2 separate regions of the Homo sapiens genome follow, and region 1 is linked to region 2. Evidence: chromatin contacts called from ENCODE POLR2A ChIA-PET data. All regions are on one chromosome and are shown on one strand. The core of a region is the stretch at or near the end of the contact, and the rest is flanking DNA. Distances in the headings are between cores, read along the strand shown.

Evidence for each region. ChIA-PET counts read pairs that join two places held with the same protein, here RNA polymerase II (POLR2A).
Region 1: POLR2A ChIA-PET joins it to region 2 with 13 read pairs in RWPE1. The contact joins the promoter of KMT5B here to the enhancer-like site in region 2. POLR2A ChIA-PET finds 5 or more read pairs at or near these places in 2 of 52 experiments (CD8-positive, alpha-beta memory T cell and RWPE1).

The regions. Positions count from the first base shown.
Region 1 is chr11:68,211,758-68,214,652 of GRCh38, forward strand. It overlaps KMT5B (lysine methyltransferase 5B), which reads right to left and starts at 1,539. Exons shown (of 11, transcript NM_017635.5): 1 at 1,381-1,539. RefSeq lists silencers at 776-1,245, 1,831-2,270, 2,381-2,520 and an enhancer at 2,217-2,895.
Region 2 is chr11:61,984,561-61,987,573 of GRCh38, forward strand. No RefSeq gene overlaps it. Among named protein-coding and RNA genes, the nearest start is that of FTH1, 18 kb to the left of the region's middle. Within about 2 kb of position 1,556, at least 4 of the 41 ENCODE cell types and tissues checked have a DNase peak (open chromatin) inside an H3K27ac peak, as active enhancers do.

The sequences.
Region 1 (2,895 bases), core at 289-2,788, 6.2 Mb after region 2:
GCACGGCCGACAGGGACCAGGTATGGGAAGCTATTGGAGCCAGAGCTTGGGAGAGGGACCAGAATGTCGAATGTTTAGAGATTACAAAGTGAAAAATGGGCTGGAGTTCCCACACAAGCCGGGATTAGAGCGTTTGTGGACTCTAACCTGGGAATATAAGGCGCTCCAAGAGGGACAGGGCCACACCTCTGGTTCAAATTGCTAAACCTTCAGATACACAATAAATCTGTATTTACAGCAAGCGGCAATTTATGTATTTCAACATGCACACATTATCTGTAATTATTTCAGGTAAAAATGGTTTCCTCCTCTTTTGAAAATACTTCTTTTTACTACTAATTATCAATATTATAGGCGTGTTCTCAATATTAAAGACTAAAGGAAAAAAGTTATAGCTGGCAACTGCTTCCTCTAAAGATCCTACACAGCAAAGTTCAGACCTGTATGGCCATCCTCAACTACACTTTATATCAAACTGGTTTAAATCGAAAAAGGTCCACATCACAAAGAACCACAATCAATCAAATTAATTCACCTGCCCTCTATTCTAAGGAAAACTCCCCCCACTCCAGGTAAATTTCATTTGGCAAATTCTTAAAAATTAACTTCAAAGAACACATGTTCACCTCCCCAGTATTCCGAAAGTTCCACCACTTAATAAATCGTTAAGTTACTGTTCCAGACCCGGGTCCAATAAACCCAAATAGACTGAATTTCTCAGCACCCAACTTGTTTCTATCTTAATCCAGCAAGTTGCATCGAGTTGTCATTGTTCCTCCTTCCAAGGCGGAGGTGACAACGGTGCACATCATCCGCGAATACGTGGAAGGACAGACACACACCAGGGGACGCAGGGAGAGCGGATAAAGCACAAAGGGGACGCAGCGGCCGCGGGGTCGCCGGGCCACGGCCAGGGGCGCCGTCGGGGAGGAGGGTGGGCTGCAGGACGAGCTCGGGAGGGCTCCGAAATGCGCTCGGGCCAAAACAAAAACAAAAAGTTCAGCGCGGCAGTGGGAGCAGATTGGGCGAGACGGTTCACGGCTGCCCATTGGAGAAAAGGGAAAACAGAGTCCCCCAATCGCGAGCGGCGGGGCTGCTCCCCTCGTGCGGCCGCGGGCCCGGCCCCGACGCTGCCCGGCGGCCGCTACCGCTCCCTTCCGGCCGCGGCCACCACTGCAGGCCCCGCGCCGGCCCCGCACCGGCCCGGCCGCAGCCCCGCCCCCCGCGCCCGGCCGCTTGCGCCCGGCCCCGGCCCCACCCGCCCTGGCCCCGGAGCCCTGCGACCGGCCTGGGCCCGCGGTCCCCCACGTCCCTGCCCGCCCCGTCACCGAGGCCGCCCCCCGCACACCCTCGCCGGCGCCCGCCCCTCCCCCGACTCACCGCCTGCGCCGCCCCGCTCCTCCTCGGGGCGCGTCCCAGGCCCCGCTGCCCGGCCGCTGCGATGCGGGGCCGCGCCGCCGGGCCCCGCGTCCCAGTCCCCCCCAGAAAATTAATCACCAAAAATAATTCCAGAGAAAAATGGAGAGTAAAATCCAAGATGGCGGCGCGGGCCGCAGCACCGCTCGCTCCCTCCGCTGACGGGAAAAATGAGTCCCCGCAGCGTCCGAGCCCCCCGCCCCCAACCGGCCGCCGCCGCCGCCGTCGCGCCCCCCGCGCCCCCGGCCTCGGCTCGCTGCGCCCCCGGCGCCCGCCCCCGCGCCCCGCCACCCGGGGCCTCACCTCGCCTCGCGCACGGCCGCCCGTACGAAAACCGTCCGCCGGCTTCAGGACTCCGCGTCCCAGGTCCGTGCGCCGCGCGGTGCCGCCTCCGGTTCCCGGGCGTCCTCACCTCATCGCCCCGCTGCCCTGCCGCCCGCACCGCCGCCGCGTCGCCGCCCCCGGTGAGCCGCCTGGACCCCGCCCGGGCACGGTGGAAGGATACGAAAAGAAGGCCGCGGCCTCGACGGCGGAGGGACACCGTGCGGCGCAGCTGCCACAGTGTGCGCGCGCCTCCCGCCAGGCCCAGCCGCCGCGGCGCTTCCACGGGGCTCTGTGCGGGACGCGGGCACGCGCGGGGAGCGAGTTCTGTGCCGGGCGCTCCCGACGGCGGAGGGACAAAGGGCGATTCAGAGCGAGCCGTCGCCTCCCCTCGTGGCGGAGGGATTCGCGGCCGGCCGGTAGGCGGCTGGGATCCCTCCGCCCTCGCTGCCCTTTAAATCGCGGCTGAGGCGGCGTCGCCCGCGCCCCGCGGGCGCCACGTTAGGGTCCCCTGCGGCCCTTACGCGACCGCATTCCGGTCCCGGTCCCCGCGGGACCGCGGCAGCTGTCCCGGGCCCTGGGTCTTTGCACACCTGCCCCTACCAGGGACGGCTCTAGAGCCAGCCTCTCGGACTGCAGCCCTGGGGAAGGGGACCCCCCCCCCTCCCGCCGCGCGTCCCAGTTGCTCCGAGGGAGGTGGCCCCGGGCAGACGAGCGTTTTTGTTGTGGGAATGGGGGTCACTGGCAGCAGATGCACCCTAAGACCGTGTGGGCAGGCTGAGCGTTCCTGCGCGGAGCATGCGAGGGAGGAGGAGAGCGGGCGCGCCTTGGCCTGGCCCCCCGCGGGCCCCGCCGCCCCCAGCACCCACTATGTGCCCCGCGCCGTGCTCCGCTCCACTCCGGGTGTGCCCTGCGCGCTGGCCGTGCGATCCCTCCTCGGGGATCCCGGGCTGGCGGGGAGATCCTGAGGGACCGGGCCGCCTGCGAGCCGGGGAGCTGCGAAGCTTGCCTGGGCATCGATCTTGTAGTCCAGACAACAGAACGATGAGCGCGCTCCCGGCCCCTGCGGGGCTGCCCAGGGTCTCCGCGCATCCTCCCTCTCACGCGTCAGGACGACCCCCGGAGGTGGGGGCCATGTGGGTGCCACTTTACACCTAG
Region 2 (3,013 bases), core at 306-2,805:
CCCAAAGTGCTGGGATTACAGGCATGAGCCACCGCGCCTGGCCTCTTTTTTGATTTTTAGTAGAGAAGAGGTGTTTCCATATTGCCCAGGCTGTTCTTGAACTGCTGGGCTCAAGCAATCCTGCCGCCTTGGCCTCCCAAAGTGTTGGGATTATAGGCGTGAGCCACTGCACCAGCCCTCTCTTAACAACTTTTAAGTGTACGTCACAATATTGCTAACTATATGTACATTGTTGTACGAGAGTTCTCCCAGACTTTTTTCTCTTCCATGGCTGAAACTCCATCCCGTTGAGCAACAACTCCCCATTTCCCCTCCCCTCAGCTCCTGGAAACCACCATTCTGCTTTCTGTCTCTATGAATTTGATTACTTTAGGTACTTCTTATAAGTGGAATCATGCAATATTTCCCCTTTTGTGATTGGCTTATTTCATTTAGCATGATGTCTTCAGGGTTATCGTTGGTATAGTATATGACAGGATTTCTGGTTCTTAAAAAAGACTGAATGACATTTCATTGTATGTATATACTACGTTTTTTAAATCCATTCATCCATCCACAGAAATTTAGGTTGCTTCCACATCGTGGCTATTGTGGATAATGTCATAATGAACATGGGGATGCAGATATCTCTTTGAGATCCTGTTTTTTATTCTTTAGGATATATACTCAGAAGTGGGATTGCAGTATCATATGGTAGTTCTATTTTTAATTTTTTGAGGAGCCTCCATATCATTTTTCATAGCAGTACACCATTTTACAATCCTACCAACAGTTTGCAAGAGTTCCAGTTTTTCCGCATCCTCACTGACACTTGATAATTTTTTTTTTTTTTTTTTTTTTTTTAGACAGAGTGTCGCACTGTTGCCTGGGCTGGAGTGCAGTGGCTCGGTCTCAGCTCACTGCAACCTCCACCTCCCGGGTTCAAGTGATTCTCCTGCCTCAGCCTCCCAAGTAGCTGGGATTACAGCCACCCACCACCACACCCACCTGATTTTTTTTTTTTTTGTAGTTTTAGTAGAGACAGGGTTTCACTATGTTGGCCAGGCTGGTCTCAAACTGCTGACCTCATAATCTGCCGAACTGGTAATCTGCCCGCCTCGGCCTCCCAAAGTGCTGGGATTACAGGCGTGAGCCACTGCACCCAGCCCACTTTTTGTTTTTTTGATAGTAGCTATTCCAATGGGCATAAGGTGATAGCTCATTGTGGTTTTGATTTGCAATTCCCTGGTGATTAGTGAACATCTTTTCATACGCTTGAAAAAAAAGACGGTGAGCATCTTTTCATATGCTTTTTGGCCTGACTGTTAAAAGAAAAACAAACAAACGGAAAGAAAAAACAAAAACAGCATCAACAAAAAAGTCCCCACGCAAACCCCATCCAAAGGTCAGCAGCCTTGAAGCTCGAAGCTAGATAAACTCATGAAGATGAGAAAAAAATCAATGAAAAATTGCTGAAAACTCAAAAGAGCCAGAGTGCTTCTTCTCCTACAAATGATTGCAACACCTCTCCAGCAAGGGCTCAGAACTAGGCTGAGGCTGAGACGGATGAACTGACAGAAGTGGCCTTTAGAAGGTGAGTAAGAACAAACTTCGCTGAGCTGAAGGAGCATGTTCTAACCCAATGCAAAGAAGATAAGAACCATGACAAAACATTACAGGAGCCCTTAACCAGAAAAACCAGTTTAGAGAGGAACATAAATGACCTGATGGAGCTGAAAAATACAACATGAGAACTTCACAGTGCAACCACCAGTATCAATAGCTGAATACACCAAGCGGAGGAAAGAATTTCAGAGCTTAAGACTAACTTGCTAAAGTAAGACAGTCAGAAAAGATGAGAGAAAAAAAGAATGAAAAGGAACAAACAAAACCTCTGAGAACTATGGGATTATGTAAAAAGACTGAACTTACAAATGATTAGGGTACCTGAAAGAGACGGGAGAATGGAACCAAGCTGGAAAACATATTTCAGGATATCTTGCAGGAGAACTTCCCCACCCTAGCAAGGCAGGCCAACATTCAAATTCAGGAAATCCAGATAACCCCAGTAAGATACTCCACGAGAAGATCAACCCCAAGACACATAATCATCAGATTCTCCAAGGTCAAAATAAAGGTTAAGGGCAGCCAGAGAGAAAGGCCAGGTCACCTCAAAGGGAAGCCCATCAGACTAACAGTGGACCTCTCAGTGGAAACCCTACAAGCCAGAAGAGATTGGGGCCAATATTCAACATTTTTAAATAAAAGAATTTTCCAACCCAGAATTTCATATCCTGCCAAACTAAGCTTTATAAGTGAAGGAGAAATAAAATCCTTTTCAGACAAGCAAATGCTGAGGTAATTCATCACCACCAGGCCTGCTTTGCAAGAGCTCCTGAAGGAAGCACTAACATGAAGGAAAAACCCATTACCAACCACTACAAAAACACACTGAAATACAAAGACCAATGAAACTATGAAGCAACTACATCAGCAAGTCTGCAAAATAACCAGCTAGCATCATGATGACAGGATCAAATTCACACAATCTTAAATGTAAATGGGCTAAATGCCCCAATTAAAAGACACAGAACAGCAAGCTGGATAGAGTTAAGACCCATAGGTATGCTGTATTCAAGAGACCCATCTGACGTGCAAAGACACACAGGCTCAAAATAAAGGGATGGAGGAAAATTTACGAAGCAAACAGAAAGCAGAAAAAAGTAAGGGAGGAAAATTTACCAAGCAAACGGAATGCAGAAAAAAAGCAAGGGTTGCAATCCTAGTTTTTGACAAAACAGAGTTTAAACCAACAAAGATAAAAAAAAAAAAAAAAAGACAAGGACATTACATAATGGTAAACGGTTCAATTTAATAAGAATAGCTAACTATCCAGAATACATGTATGCACCCAACACAGGAGCACCCAGATTCATAAAAAAAGTTCATAGCGATCTACGAAGAGACTTAGACTCCCACACAATGATAGTGGGAGACTTTAACGCTTCACTGTTAATATTAGACAGATCATCGA